Regions from separate parts of the Mus musculus genome. Here region 1 is linked to region 2. Evidence: chromatin loops called from intact Hi-C (ENCODE). Cell type or tissue: left cerebral cortex. All regions are shown on one strand.

Region 1 (8,000 bases), 120 kb before region 2:
TCTAGAGACATGAAGATGGTCTGAAGACCACAAGTTAACTGCTCATGGTCTGATTGCACTGTGTGTCACTCATATGACACCCTACTGCCATCCCAGTGAAGGTTACAGCTCGAGAGAGACTTTTGGATGACCAGTCAGAGAAAACACTTTCTGCCTGAGATAGGGCCCATGGTACCACCAAGAACTGAATCTGATCACCAGACTCTCTGAGCTATGACAGACAAGTAAGGTATGCAGGCTTCTGACTGAAGAAAGTCTTGTGCCAGCCCCTGAAAGGACTCTTTGTGTCTGAAGGACAACACGGCTAAGGAGTCTGGAAGGGGAAGGGATGAGGTCAGAAGTGGGCTGTGCCCACGAGCTTCCTCCTTTCCCCCTTCACATCTGCCTTCCAAGCCACCAATGCACACATTCCTGCATTACCACGGAAGAATCTCAGAGGTATCTCCTGGTGCATAAGTGGTCCTCAGGAGGTCCACCAAGCTGTACCTTCTGCACCCCAGACCACCTGCTCTTTTCTCTCAGTTTGGAGTCAGGAAAAAAAAAAAACAGAACAAAACAAACAAATAAAAAAATTCAAAAAAACTGTTTGAGCTGTTTCTGACTTCATATCCACGGTCCCACTCCCCCGCTCTGCCAGCACTGTAGGTAATGGGCTCCGCTTACCTAACTGATTCCTGGACTCCCAGCACCTGAGCTCTGTGCTTAACTATTTGTTGAGGGAGTAAATAAATGGGATTTCCTTTCTATAAGATGAAGATAAAAGATGGGTAAGCATGCACATAGTTGACATAAATCATATGAAAATTACTTGGTAGGGCTTTTTGTTTGGGCTGTGGCTTATCTGCAAAGGTTCAAATCAAGAACTACCCGAAATGTGTTTGATAAAATATTAGGATCGAAGAATTAAGGCAGCAAATTTGCACAAAAGCTGTGTGTGCATATATGTAATGAAACTTGCAAATAATATAGTTTGGGGTGATACATACACATATACAAACAAACTATATATATATGTATATATACACACAAATATATATATACATATATATTATATAATTCAGAGTACTCACTTCTGAAAACAAACACACACACACACACACACACACACACACACACACACACCCCTTTTCTCTAGTATTTTCCAACTTTCACTATGAATTGCCTAGATAAAGACAGTGTGCTCTATGTCCTTAAATATACCATGATATTCTGTCATGTGTCAAGGCTTATGGGAATCGTATTTCATCAAATGCATTTTTGGAAAATTTGTAACTCAATTTTCCTTAATTTATTCTCTGTTTCTTACATTTGAATTTAAGTCCTAATTAAAATTTTCCACTTCGGGAAAAAAAAAATTCCTACCAGTTAAGACCAATGAGCCATGTGCTTTAAAATGCCTATGTTGGTCACCTTTAAAAATCACACTCACATTTTAAGAATTATTTCCAAAATATTACTTTCCTAGGGAAAAAAAAGATGGACAATACTTTAATAACACAATTATGCATCCAGAAATAATTGTACTGCTGAAGCAAAGGGTTGAATTTGGTACATGCTCATGTCTTGACTCTGAGCACAGGGCTATTTTTCCCTCAGTGTGTTCTTTTAGTAACAGAACGTCTACACAATGACCTGTGACTGTCCACCACAGTCCAAGACTGAGATCCAAAGTTGACTGTGTCACCACCTTTGTGGACAATCCTGGGTTTGCTGTGCACTCCCACGTGTAAGGTGACGACGGTCTGAGTAATTCTTTATCTTGTATCTCGCACGTACATTCAGTGAACGGCACAGGTTCACTGAGCTTAAGGGACCAAACAGTTACCAGCCTTCTGTTCTCTACAGCCTCAGTGTCCCCAAGAAAACTTAGTCTGAAAGTCACAATGCTTAATAGCCTTTAAGGTTTTTCTCAGCTTGTACTCTTAGGAAAGTGGAAAAGAGTAGGGGGGTCGGGGAGGCAGAAGGGGAATGGGGTAGAGGCCATGGGCTGAAGGAGACCAATAACAACACATTCTGTTGGACCATGTTACTCTGCTACTTAACACCTTATGTGCTGATTTAAAAAATGGAAACATAAAAAAGTTTGGCTCTTGCCTCTTGGAATAAGATTGAAATGACACGGAATGTGTCTAGACTGAAGCTTGTGGGCTCCAGGAATTTTACACAGAGCCACCTAGCCTTCAGGTTCTCAAGTACAGAACTGTGTTATACTACATGTGGCCAGCACCTTTGTAATTTCAACATATAGCTTAGATTTATAAAAAAAAAAAAATTAAGGGAACTATTCCCCAAATGTGCTTTAGAGAATTCATGGGTACGGCTGAACATGTAAACCTAACAGCAAGTTCAAAATCAATGTAAATATCATCCCAGAGAAGTTGCCTATTTATATTGTTTTCTGAGACGCTCTTAGTTTTTAATGAGCAAGGTTTAGCTAAAAACAAAAAGTGTTAATTACATAAATATGCTCATTCTCAAAGCATAACGCTGTGTTATGATTAATAAACAATGGAAAAATGAATACAGAAGTATTTCAGCAGAATCGCTGTTGCACAAACAGCCTTGGGAATCACTACATGTTTATTGGGAAAATGCTTTACTTCTGACAGAGCTACAAAAGCGACATTAACCTTCTTGAAATGCAATAGCAAAGTCAGAGATGTAAGGCTCCCCAGCAGGCGTGGTACCAGCCATTTTCTGAAGAAGGTAAACAGAATAAAACACGTACTTAACGCTCCAGCAAGACCGGGGTTAATCTTCCTCTAGAGGATTCAGGACACACGTGTGTCTGAAGGAATCGCTGTGCAGATTGTTCTAAAGACAAGAGTCTCGGAAATGAAGAACCATGTGTTTTCTGCTTGTCTTAGTTTGGACCCTGCTGGTCCTGCAATTTTGTACCCAGCATCTTCCAATTTGTTCTTACATAGACATATATCTATCTTTTGGAGGTAGGCATTAGCCACATTGAGAGGTTTCCAAATTCTTTCATTTTATCTGATATAAGATTAGGTCATTGTGATTCTGAATCAAAGAGCATGCTTGCTTATGCATATATATATATATATATATATATATATATATCACCCTAAAACATCCACAATGTATCCTAACCCAGCACTGCCAACAAGCCCAAGTCTCTAGAATATAAGTTAAAAATGTGTGCTGAAATAAACATGGTACAACCACACTTTCAGCTGAAATATTTTTCATGAGATTAATTTTGTCACTGTTATTTTACCAAGAAATGTTATTTATCTATTCTTATTTTATTTTAAGAGATTCACACTTGAAAATGTGTCCTTGTTTTAACAATCCCAAATTAATTAAGATCGGTTATGTAGGGTTTCTTTTTTTTTTTTCTCTTATTTTAGTTTGAGACGCATTAAAAAAAATAAAGGTCAGAAGTCAAAAGGGATGATAGCTGATGGTTTTGATAATGCTAATTATATATTACCAAGAAGAAGATAGAGAGGGAAGCATGACTACAAAAGAAAGATAAACATCCCAATTCTGGATTTAAAAAAATAATGAAAAAACCCCCTTAAAATGTCTTTGTACTTCACTGTCATAACTCAAAGCCATAATGAAGCCTGAATTAAAAACGTCAGCTTCTGCGAGTGTTGATAACTTGGTTCTTTGTTGGGCAAGTCAAAATGTGTCTGTTTGATAGGTAAAAATGACAGTCTAAAAATGGGAGAAGTGGGTTCTAAAAAAAGAAACACACACACACATGCACAGACACACACACACACACACACACACACACACACACACGACTCTTTCAAAAAGGCCCATAATGTACTTGAAGGAAGACCTGTAGGGCAGGAGGTATTATCTTTAGGAAGTCACCAGGCAGCACTAAAAAGCAATGTCCATGTCCAATCAAAACGATTTCTGGGGCTGCTGGGGCTCCTGCATCTCAGTCTTCACACTAGACTGGAAACCCTTTGTACTAATTACCAGACTGTACCAGATTTTCTGGTTCAGTTCAATCCTATAATTGACTGACAGTGATGGGCAAGCAAGGGGGGAATTCAGGCTCGCTGCTGCAAGCGGAGGGTCAGAAATGGCTCAGACAGCTCATCCCAGCCTGGCCCCAAAATGAGGCTGAGTAGCCACCATCAGCGTGCACTTTTAATTCCCATGGTAAGAAAAAGAGGAAAACACAGCAGCCCGGAGCTGCCTGAATCTTACAGAAAATCATAGCATGCAACTGGTCTTTGTAAAAGGAATGGAGAGCAGTAATTTTAGCTGTCACCTATTTATTTTGCTTTTGGTTAGTATGTATCCCCCTGACTCCAAAATTCAAGTGGGGCATCCAGCAGACATTAAATAGACTTTGAGCCCGTTTGTAGAAACTCAGAGAAACAATGTTGCTATTTCCTCTTACAGCTTAAAAAAAAAAATCAGCAAAGATTGAGGCGTGTTGAGCTCGTGAAGTGTGGTGCATCGGAGTTGAGCACTCCAAAGCACTTTATGTCAACTTCCTAACACCCTTACTTGCCTGCCATTCCCTGTGTAACCCTAGCAAGCTCATGACATTTGTCTATAAAAATCAGAGTTTAAAACTGTACAAGAATAATTTCCATGAAGTTAGAGTTAGTGCACTAAAAAAAAAAAAAAAAAAAAAAAAAAAAAAAAAAAAACCAAAAACCAAAAAAAAAAACACCAAACCAAACCAAGCCAACCCCTCACAAACAACGTCACAGTGCACTCTTTCAGATAGTTATGGTCCATACCACTGGGATTCACCCTGGGCTCTTTATATTCTCACTTACTTAATAAAGGAAAAGAGCAACTCTAGCCTTTGCACTGGGAGACATTAAAGCACAGGTGTCAGACCCAGGGTCAAAACAGGAACCAGGCAGGGCCTTTCGGGAGGCAAGGGAGAATTATGTGCTATCATGTGGAGGTCAATTGACTTGAAACTTAATCACAGGTTAAGCCCCCTTTCTTTCCATTCTAAAGGAGAAGCAGCACCTGTGCCAGCAGCCACTCACCCTGCACTTGACACAGCAGCCACGACAATTTTTTAGTTACAAGTCAATTACTTACTGGAATAGAAAGAGGCTTTCACTCATCCCATGGATGGCCACTGTTCTGGAGAAATCTGTCAGGTTTGCTAGAGGAGGAAGAAGAAGAAGCAAGAGGAGGAGGAGGAAGAGGAGAACAGAGACAGGTGGAAGTTAAAAAATCCATGGTTCTCCACAAAGTTTCCGAGCTAGGCCAGCCCACCCGGGCAGAGAAGCTGCGCGCGCAATCCCTTACCTTCTCGGTACTGCCCAGAGCTCTTGGGGGTGAGGCCTGTCCCAGCAGACAAGTCCTGGGACCTTCCCCATCAGAGGATCAAGGTTGGGTGCGAGGGTGTGGCCGTGCACCTGAGGACAGGAGCCAGCTAAGTGTGGACAGAGAGAGCCAGCAGGAGAGTGTCCCCTGCCACAGTCAGCCCTGAGCAGGGACTTGGAACACACTGGCTGTGGACTTTTGTTCAAAGCTGTCGTTTTTTTTTCTTTCCCTTTATTTCTTCTTTCTTTCCTTCTTTTTCTTTTTTTTCTTCTTCTTTATTTTTTTTTTTAGTGAAGCTAGATTAGTTCATACAAAACTCAACAATGCAGCACTGAAACCCATTGTTGATATTCAACATTTTTCACATAGCGGAACAGAATAGACAATACGGTATCTAAGAAACCATGGGCTGGATTGCACGCTGATGATGCTGTGTCCTTCTAGGGGCCTGTAATCCCTTTTTATTACCTACCACAGTAAAAACAAAACAAAACAAAGCAGCAAAGAAAAAACAAACAAAAAACAAAAAACAAAACAAAACTAAACCCAAAACAAGCAAGCAAGCAAACAAACAAAACCCCCAACAAGACGTGTTTGGGACTCTCTCAGAATAAATCTATGACATTGCTCTTCTTAGAAATAGGAGAAATTGACAGGGAATCCCAGCACTAAGTCCTGAGGCACCATTCCCACTCAAGCAAGTTACTGATTTTAAAAACTACCGTTATCCTAACTTGTATGTGAACACCCACGGGCTTTTAACAACAAGATTATTTGAAGATGTTTGTTTAAGCCCAATATTTAAAATTAACTTGATTTTTCCCATGCCTTAAGAAAAATACCTGGAAAGTGACTTGTTTCAAGGTCCCTAGGACCAGAGCTAAGATGGCACAGACCATTGTTATGAACTTGTGTTGCTATTATTAATGAGTTATTATTTATTTCGCTATTAAGAGAATAGTAATTTCCAGGGTTTGGGGAGGGGGTTGGTTACCTCTTACCTAGCTCAGTGAACAATTTTTTACCTTTAACATCATGTTTCAATTTTACTATTTCAGTTTGAAAATGTGTACTGGTAAAACCATTCTTAACCGGGTGGCGATGCCCATTAACCTTTCTGGTGATCTGGCCCAATCCCTTTAAAAAACGCAATCCAGTTCCCACGCTTTTCTCAAGCCTCCCAATGGCCTAGGTAGCCACAGAAGTGATTGTTCCAACTGGGTTCTTTTCATCACTTCTGCAATTGACCAATTGACAACTGATTGATGGTTATCTTTTCACTTCAACAATGAAGGAAATTACCATCACTATAGCTATGTACAGTAAATGCCTCCGGAGTAAATTACATGATTCTAAAATTCTCCTTAGCTCACTTGGTAAAAACATCAACACAAAAAACTTTCTTTTTTGTGCTGCTTTGCAGCATCCCAGATTTGGCCTTTCCTGTCAGCTGCAGAAAGAGAACTTGACAGCTTCTTTAAAAGGGGAGCATAAAGGAGCTGGGATAAAGGAAGCACTGGGCCTGTCTCAAGCCAGTGGCCGTTCTTTGCGTTTGGAAAAAAAAAAAAAAAGTAAGCATGGGTGTACAGATAAGCCCTATAATAAGATTCCTGTGACCCACCATTCCCTGGGACCTGGACGTTCTCTCTGAACTATTCCTCAACACAGATTCTGAACACAGAACAGCCAATTTATTTCGAGTAGGTACGAGTTCTCATCTACAGTTTTTCAACCTTCTTGAGGGTTGCAAGACCTCCTGCCCCGCCCCCCCGCCCCCCCAACCCTAAGCTCAGCAGGCAAGCTCCAGCAGATGCTACAGGGTAAAGGACACAGTGTTCCAGAGGATGTGCTGAAGGACAAGAGCTCAAACATCAGCCCCAAATCTAAGCTTACTATAAACATGGACTACATTCGCACACAAAAGGCCCAGATCTTGTCAAGGATGGTCAGTCAAACACTTTTTTTTTACACTTATGTAATTAAAATTGCCCCTCCCCCCACCATTGGAGAAGTGAATATACTTATAGAAGACATATTGGTAAATTTACCTGTCTTACCACTCCCCTTTGATTACTTCTTTAAAGTGGAACAAAAATAAAACCCCCACACACGTGTAACTAAGATACAGGTCTTATTAGGCATCTAGATGTTTTAGAATTTCCTGCTTAATACTAAAAGACATGAGGAACTAGACTCTTCTCTTTTATGATAACAGGGTCTCAAGTAGCCCAGGCTGCCCTTGAACTTCTGACTTTCCTACTTCAAGTTTCCTGAGTTTCTGTGACTATAGGTGTGCACTCTGTTCCATTTTATGCCTCGGTAGAGATCCAACTCGGGGCTTTGTAAACGTGTTCTCACTGAGCTGTATCCTCACCATGCATTACAGCTTTACACTCTAGCATATCTTGGCACCGTTGAACATGGTTACATACATAGTATTCATGCATTTCAGGGGGCATCCACAAAATATCTTAATTATATTTTACAGATGATCCCTAAAGACACCTGTGTTAAGGAGCTCGTTTACAAAGTATTCCTGGATATGTTTCTACCCAAGAGGCATTGCTCTGTGTCACCAGGTTTGAAGACCTCGGTGTAAACTTTTCCTCATTGCATTAACCTTAGGCTCTCCCTTTTGCCCCTAGTCCTCTTCAAAATACAGATCTAGCACAGCCTCTCTCACCAGGGCTTCCTCACTTCTCACAGTCCAGTGT
Region 2 (8,000 bases):
CAATAATGAGCTATCCATCTACAGTTCTAGTAGAATAGCTTAACTGGTTGAATTGGTCTGGTTCAAAAATTTTAAATTGCATTTGTTTATGTGTGTGTGTACACGTGCATACATGCGTGCGTGCTGCGTGTGTGTGTGAGCATGGTACACACCTGAAGGCTAGAGACCAACTTACAGGAGTCAGTTCTCTCCTTCTACCGTGTGGGTATCAGGTATTGCACTCATGTCACCAGGCTTGGAGGCAAGCACCTCTACTCACTGAGACATTTCACTAGCCCGAGTTTGTGCCTCTCTAAAGGCAAGTAGAAGCTTTCTTACTGGGATGTTTTGAGCTAAGTATCATTTGACTCAAAAGCTCTGACTGCCTTCAGCAGCACAGGCCAGGTCTTCCAAGAGACCCCATCCCTGAATCCCACCAGAGCCCTTTACCCTTTGCCCTGTTAGCAAAGACTCCAAAGAGCTCAAGGCTAAATCCATCAGCTGTAGATTGCATTTAAATAATGTGAAAATGTAGCTGTGTGTTCACTTCTAAAGGCATTCTGCAGGACAGGTCTGAGCATGCCTATTCACTACATGTTAAGATATATAACATAGATAAGTATTTATTGTGATAATACACTGGTGTTTTGTTTCCTGGTACTACTTTAAAATATACATTCTCTCTGAATAAGTGGATTTATACAATTTAGCCACATTCAATAAATTTCCTTACAGCAAGCCTTCTCTAACATGCAAGTGCAGAGATGTGTATCCTGATATTCAGGACTTGATGATAGATGGTCTCAGATTCCAAGTTGGCAAGGTGACTGCATGTGGTGGGAAACTCATCAAATTCCCCGAGGCAAGAAAGGGACAGCGGATGCTCACATGGCCACATTGGGACAGAAGGCCATGTGACACTGATAGGAGACACTGATCTCACTGTCCTGTTCCTGTAGACAAGTTTGTAGGACATTTTCTTGATTAATGATTGGTATAGGAAAGCCCATCTCATAGAGGGAAGTGTCACCTATACACACAGGAGGTCCCAGGTGCTATAAGAGAGCAGGCTGAGCAAGCCACAGAGAGCAATCCAGTAGGCAACATTCCTCCATGGCCTCCGCATCAGCTCCTGCTTTAGGTTCCCTCAGTGATTGGAGCAGAGCATAGCAGTGTCACAATTTACCCTCATGTTATCATGAGTGACAATTCCTTTCCTCCACAAGGCGTCTTTGGCCATGGTCTTCAGCACAGCATTAGAAGGCAAAGTAAGACACATACTAAGGGATGGGGAAGAGCTTGAAGATGCTGCTTGCCGATTCTGAAATTAGAGGAAAACACCACAAGTGGAGGATGCCTGGAGACCTGGGGTCTGAGAAGATGAAAGGAGAAGATCCCCCAAGAATGTCCAGAGGAAAAATGGCCCAGCAGAACTTTGCAGAGATCTCTGATTCTGAACTTTAAGATAATACAGGATGATAATTTAGGATGGTTTCTTGGTTTGGTTTTGCTAGTTTTGAGACAGGTCTCGATCTGCTACCCAGGCTGATCTCAAATAGCTGCTATCCAGTGATTGTCTTGTCTCAGTCTCTTCTGGAGTAGGACCACAGACATACACCACTGTGGCTTAGTTTTGTTTTGTTTTTTATGATACTAAATTGTGGGAGTTTATTGTAGTCATAGCAGGAAAACAGACTAAAGGAGGATAGAATTTGTCTGCAAGTAAGTTGCAGTGGTTTGATGAGGACTATGCTACTTAAGGTCCAAACACTGGAAAACTAAACAACCAAAGTCAAGACCAGGGATTTGGAAAGATGTCTACTTGGCGAATGTAGGCATGAGGACTTGAGTTTGATCTAAATCCATGTTATCAAAACAAGACAAAACAAAACAACAAAACAAAACAAAACAAAACAAAACACAAACTCCCCAAGTATTGTGGCATGTGTTTGTAATCTGAGCCCAGGGAAGGCAGAGACTGGTTGGTCTTTTGGTCCCCTGGCCAGCAGCCCAGCAAAACCAGCAAGCTGCAGGTTTCAATGAGTCTGTCTCAAGAGCAACAACAAAACCCAACAAAAGAAAGGGAGAAAGACTCCCAAGGAACCCCAGCGTTGATCTCCAGGCTCCGATGCACATATCTTCATCTCGAGACCCTGAACTTAAGTCACTTCTGCAGAGTTCATCTACTACCACAGGTAACCTTCATGAAGCTAAACGCCTGCAAATATGTGTGCACCTACCCGAGCAGCACACGCACACCCAAACAAAAGCCAAACAAAGTGACAAGTGGAGAGAAAACTGTAGTGTTTCACATTTTCTTATTAAATATTCTCTAATGCTAATTTTTCATATGCAATGATACTTTTGTTGTATGAAATCTTCTTAAATATAAACTGTCACCTGTTAGCACTGCCAGACCAAACCTCAGATGACAGAGAATAAAGGAAGATCAAGACAAACATGTTTGAAAAGCATCTCTCCATGGGGGATGGATTGGCTTTTTATGTCTGCAGGTCTCAGCTTGGCCAGGTGACTTCAAAGTTTTTATTTGGTGGATTTTTAAGGATACAAACATGTGCTATTGTGAAGGTTTCCTTTTGAAGACTGAGTGTTTCGTACACATAGTCTATGCTGCCCTGTTACCCACTTCCGATGAACAAAGGGATGGTCACCACATCACAAGCACCTGTCATAGTTTGATCTTCTGAGCCTTGACTGGACTGTGCTCTGACCATCTCTGGTTCAGCTTGGAGGAGTTTGCAAACCCAGATTCTAATACAGGTAACTTTTAAGCAACGTTCTCATATCTTTTTAATACTTACTTTTTAATTTTGTCTCTGTGTGTATGCGTGTGCACATGCGCGTATGTACACAAGTATAGATTCCTAAGAGGCATCAGATCCTCTGGAACTGGTTGGGAGACACTTGATGTAGTTGCTGGGAATCGAACTCAGGTCCTCTGGAAGGGGAACAAGTGCAGTGGATTGCAAAGCCAGCTCTTCAGCCCCTACCTATGCTTGCTTATTCTTAAACAAAGCTTTTGCTTCAACATGATAATTCTTGTTTAACTTTCCTTGGAGTCAATTCAGAGCTCCAAAATGAAAAACACCTTGGGAGCTGGTTTAATTACACAATTTGCTCAATAAATATAACTTGCTTCTCTTTATTGTAGACTATAAATAAAAGCCTGGCAAGGAAGATTTGTATTAGAGGCCAAATTAAGTTACTAATAATTTGTGAATTCTCAGACAACTTCTTTAGCTTCCTGTAGTTTTATTCAGTTCAAGTGTATATGCCAGGAACTGGAGAGATGACTCAGCAGTTAAGAATGCTTGCTGCTCTTGCAGAGGACCTGGGTTTGGTTCTGAGCACCCACATATCAGCTCACAGAGATCTGTAACTTCAGTTCCAGGGGACCTGATGCCCTCTTCTGGCCATACATATAAGTACATGGTGCAATATAAACCTGGAGGCTCTTAGACACAGAAAATAAAAACAAATCCTCAAACAACAAATGTATATATAGGAAATATATATGTTCTATAGTACTTGTAGTCTATAGCTATTCTAGTCATTAGTGACATCACTATGAGAGATCCATTCTGACCTGCCAGCAGTTTCAAGGGAAGTAGACCCTCCCTGAAGGACTCAGAATGGAGAGCATAGTCTACCAGAGCAGCCTCTGGCCTGGCCAAGAAAAAGCCTTTTCCACACCACACCTGAAAGGTGAGGAACATCTAATCAACTTAGGATTCTCCTCTGTCATACTAAGACACTGAGCGGATGAAAGCAACGCTACTGTCTCCTCATGTTCCTGAACTATACCTCCAAATGAAATTTATTGTCTAATAATAAGGAGGAATCAGACGTAGTGTTGGGAACACAGCAGGCTGGTGCACAAGGGGTGGTAAAGAGAAGCTGACATTAGATACACTCGGGTAACAACTTCTAGCCTACCCTGACTTATTTAAGGGCATGCCCACTTATAGAGAAGCAGGTGGCAACGCCTCTCAACCCGTTTGATTTTATCTTAAGTACAATCTTATCTTGGTGCCACTATTCTGTGACGAAAACCTTAATGCTGGGATATTGCAGGCTCCAATCACTGACTTACACAAACAGTTTGGATTAAAAAAAAATGAGCTTGGGCTTATGACTCTATCCCAACCCCGCATCCCCCACCCAGCACACACATCTGGAACAGCAGGAGCAGCAGGAGGAATCACATTTGGCATGGCAACTGGTGTTCATTCACTTCTGCGGCAAGAGTACCCAAGCGCCGTTTCAGCCTGATAAACTTCCCAGTTGTTTAGTTGTGTTTTGCTTTGTTTTCCAGGTAAATGTTTCCTCCCTTCCTCTGACAGGGAGATTAAGTTCCACCAGAGTTTTGGGCTCTTATATTGCATTTTTATATCAAGCAAAGTGCAAAAGATTATTTCTAGCATTAATCACTGCAGCTAATAAAGATGGGCCGCCCAGAGGTAGGGCCTGATACTAGGAAGCTTTTCTAAGCGCCTCAATGAAGATGCTCAATCGCATGTAACTCCTGTACAATCCACTAATAGAGAAACAGCGTTAATGAGGGATTGCATCATCACCAATGGGCCTGCTGAGTAGCTTGGCTCTGGTCGGCTGCTGCCAAAATGCAGTTCTCATTTCCAACAAACAAAGTCTATCTGAGAGACAGCACAGAGCCCTTCAGAACCGGGAAGTCCTGTGCATAATAATGAATCCCAGCTCTTCTTTTGCCAAAGAGCCTGGGCCCTTTCAATGTCATAGGTCAGCCCAGTGACTCAGAGAGGGCCTGATCCTTATCTAAGCGTTTGCAGCAAAATTAGAATGTGCTGTAGTCTTATTAAAGAAATGTTTGTCCCCCGTCAATGAGCTGAAAAGAAAGCAGCTCAATGCACTTTTGCAAATTACAGCAATAAACTGCTTGAATTAACTGCTTTATTACAAATATTTAATTATTCGGAGGGTTAAATATCCAACATTTTAGAAAGGCAAAAAATTAGCTACCGATTTGGTAACCTAGCTTGTTTAAAATCTCTCATGGTGGTGTGTATTTGCGTTTTTATTTTAAACAGTCCCAACTTTGAGGTGTCTTCCTTGTGAATTTAGCCAGTTTCCTTTCATTGTGAATGAAACAGCAAACACACACAGCTATCACTCCTGAGGTAAGCTGTCAAGAAAATCAAATCTGCAACTCATGAGCACCACAAAAGGCAGACTCTGTTTGCTTCTCTGGGAGCGGGAACACTTACACTGGAGGACTCCCGAGCCACAGAGGTCGTCAAGTACAACCCATTCTAAGGGACAGATAAAGTAACATGGCCATTATATTTAAACAGTTGCTAGTTAAATATTGTTTAAAGTATACACTCCTTTATTTAAAAGGGCCAAAGATTAAAACTGTACGTTAAAAAGAAAATTTGACAAATGCATACTAAGCAAAAAGCAAGTGTTCTCAGAGAGAAGTTTTTATGCCCCCACACAGAATTCTGTTCATTAATCCAAATGTGTTTTCCATTTATTAAATCATATGAGGCAGATGGAAATTATTTTTAAATAGATTTCTTAAAAAAAATTAGTAGGGAGCGTTTCTCCATAAAGCAAAGAAAAACATTACAATAACAGAAAACGGGTCAGGATGCGCCTGCACAGAGGGCATATCAAAGCGTGTTGTCGCCCGCTGTCTGTATCAGCAAGCTGACTGCTCAGGGCCAGAAAAATCTGCCATGTAGGTCCGACTCTTCACTGAAGCTCTTAAATGCGCGCTCGGAAACTACAAAGTGCTGAATATATTTTCAGTCTTTTTATGTGACGATTTACAACTCGTGACCTTAGGCAGTGTTATGCGCGTAAAACAAAATGACGAGACCACCCTGGTTCAGAGCTGAATAAAGGTAGTATAGAATCAAACTTCATTATCATTCAAATGTCAGGAGGGAGAACAACAGAAACTCCACAGTACATAGATATATAATTCTATTTTGCAGTTTTACTTTATAAAAATGCCCCCTCTTCACTTGTATTTTGCTATTAACCAGCTCAGAGCAAGTAGACAATTATCTAAGCTTAATGTTGAAGTAATAACGTGCTACAAACATTAAAACCCTTGAGGCACGTCAGCTGGGGCCTGTGGGGGATAAAGCCGCGACCAGTTGCTCCTCGGGCTGCCCACCCTGACGTTCAGGAAAATTATCGTTTTGCTTGATTCAGACCCGGACACTGGGAGCCCCTGACATCGGGATGACTGTGCTGGCAGCATGCCTCCTGATACCCACAAGAGCTGTCCCTGCTCTCTGTCCCATGAAAGGAGTCCTTGTTACTTCTCTTTGATAGCTGGCACACTGCCCCTTTCACAGACCCAACGAACCGTCATCTTGGATGTAACAAATTAGTACATTCTCAGAATAATAATAAGCGCAGGCATGAAAACACCGTTGTTTTTACTTGGAAATGAAGTAACTCATTTTAGCTGAGTGACTTTTTTCAGTGCAGCACCCCAGGCCAAAGAGAAAAAAAAAAGAAACTTTTTTTCCCCCTTCTGAAAAGAATGGTCAATTTCAAGAGAGATATGACACACGCTTTACTGTAAAAATCTGAGAAAGTCAAATTAATTGGGGGGGGGGAGAGCTTTCACTGTAGAATAATTAAAAAGAAAATTAGGGGCTCAAAGGAAATCCACACGTACCTAAGTGATGTGTCATTAGAGAAATAGGATCGGAGATGACTCACCATGGTACTCAGTTCTGATACCAGGTTAAGATGTATCTTGTGAATTTTTTTTTCTACTTGTAAAAAAAAAAATTAACTAGGAGTTAAGAAAAGATCCGGTATAATAGAAAACTAATTGAATGTCTCGAGTGTTAAAACACTAGAGAGTACCATGAGCATGTTTTCATATGTTAATAACCATGTCAAAATGTTCTTCCAGTTCTCAGAAACATTTCCTTACCGGTGAGGGAGCTTCTCTAGTCTCAGGACCGCTCCTTTTACTACATTAGTAAGAGAAAGCTAATGTTTACACATTTGCATATGGGATGAATCTACTTCAAAGGCGACCCACAACCACACGGGAAACACCTTTGCTCTCTCCCTACCTGGCAACCTCAGAAAGTCTGGAAAAAAAGGCCATGAGAACCTCTGTTACTGGATCTTCACAGCCGCTCCAGCTAAGGGCTGACCTAGGCTCCAAATAGCGAGTGTCCTTTTCAAATAGACGGTCAGTTGAGATTGGAAGAGCTGCCAAGAAGTGCGGAAGAATAAACTAAATAAACACTTATTTATACTCTTGTAGATACGGGCCAATGTGGACGTTAGTTAGCTCCAGAGGACGGCCTAGAGATTTAACAATCACTAATTTGTTCTCTGTTCTCGCTAGCTCTTGTCTCCTGAAATAAATGGTCATATTTTAATACAAAATGTACTATAAATTTATTAAACTTTCTGGTTCAGATGAGTTCAAAATATCTCATTATAAACGGAGACTGTCCTGAGAGGCAGTCAAGCATGATTAAAAAGATCACTCTTTTACACAAAAAAATAGCCTTCTTACTTTACCCTTTGTTGAAAAGACATTTGGCCAGCCACAGGGGAAAGACATAATCTACTTTTATATTCAAATAATTTATTTGAAAACTCCATGGCTACGATGACCCTAAATAATTCTGGGTTGAATATACATATTACATGGGTTTATGTGACCTTAACCACTGACTTGTTTTAATGTGCCATCAATGATTTTAGCAATTATTTTTTTAAAGGAGAAAGACACATTCTAACACTTTGATTTAAAAATTGCCATTAAATAAAATTATAAGGAAAGTACACGTTAAAGCGCAGTGTATTTCTGCCAATAAACCCGCACACCCAGAGTCAAGCTTGGGATGTTACTTGCTGTCCTCGAGCAGCACCCATCTCTCTGATCTGACTCACATTCCAATACACCATCTACCTGGTGACAACGTGTCAGAAATGGTGCCATCGCTATTTGGCTTTCATGGAGACAAACAGCA

What was found. Hi-C counts contacts between places; a loop is a spot of excess contacts. Peaks named below come from ENCODE experiments on the same cell type or tissue, not always from the same donor. Only the 100,000 strongest peaks of a DNase experiment are listed, where the experiment ranks them.
Region 1: it touches region 2 in a loop (5-fold over the local background); 5 of 42 quality-filtered maps call a loop at or near these places.

Annotation. Positions count from the first base shown.
Region 1 is chr3:34,557,838-34,565,837 of GRCm38, reverse strand. Sox2ot (SOX2 overlapping transcript (non-protein coding)) reads right to left here and starts at 5,457. Exons shown (of 5, transcript NR_015580.2): 1 at 5,269-5,457; 2 at 5,056-5,122. In left cerebral cortex, no CTCF peak of the experiment used is centred here; no DNase peak of the experiment used is centred here; H3K4me3 peaks cover 1,516 bases; H3K27ac peaks cover 671 bases.
Region 2 is chr3:34,442,202-34,450,201 of GRCm38, reverse strand. No RefSeq gene overlaps it. Among named protein-coding and RNA genes, the nearest start is that of Gm20515, 7.4 kb to the right of the region's middle. In left cerebral cortex, a CTCF peak has its summit at 3,406 (motif pointing left); DNase peaks (open chromatin) are centred at 5,784, 6,296, 7,168, 7,972 and 3 more places; H3K27ac peaks cover 3,771 bases.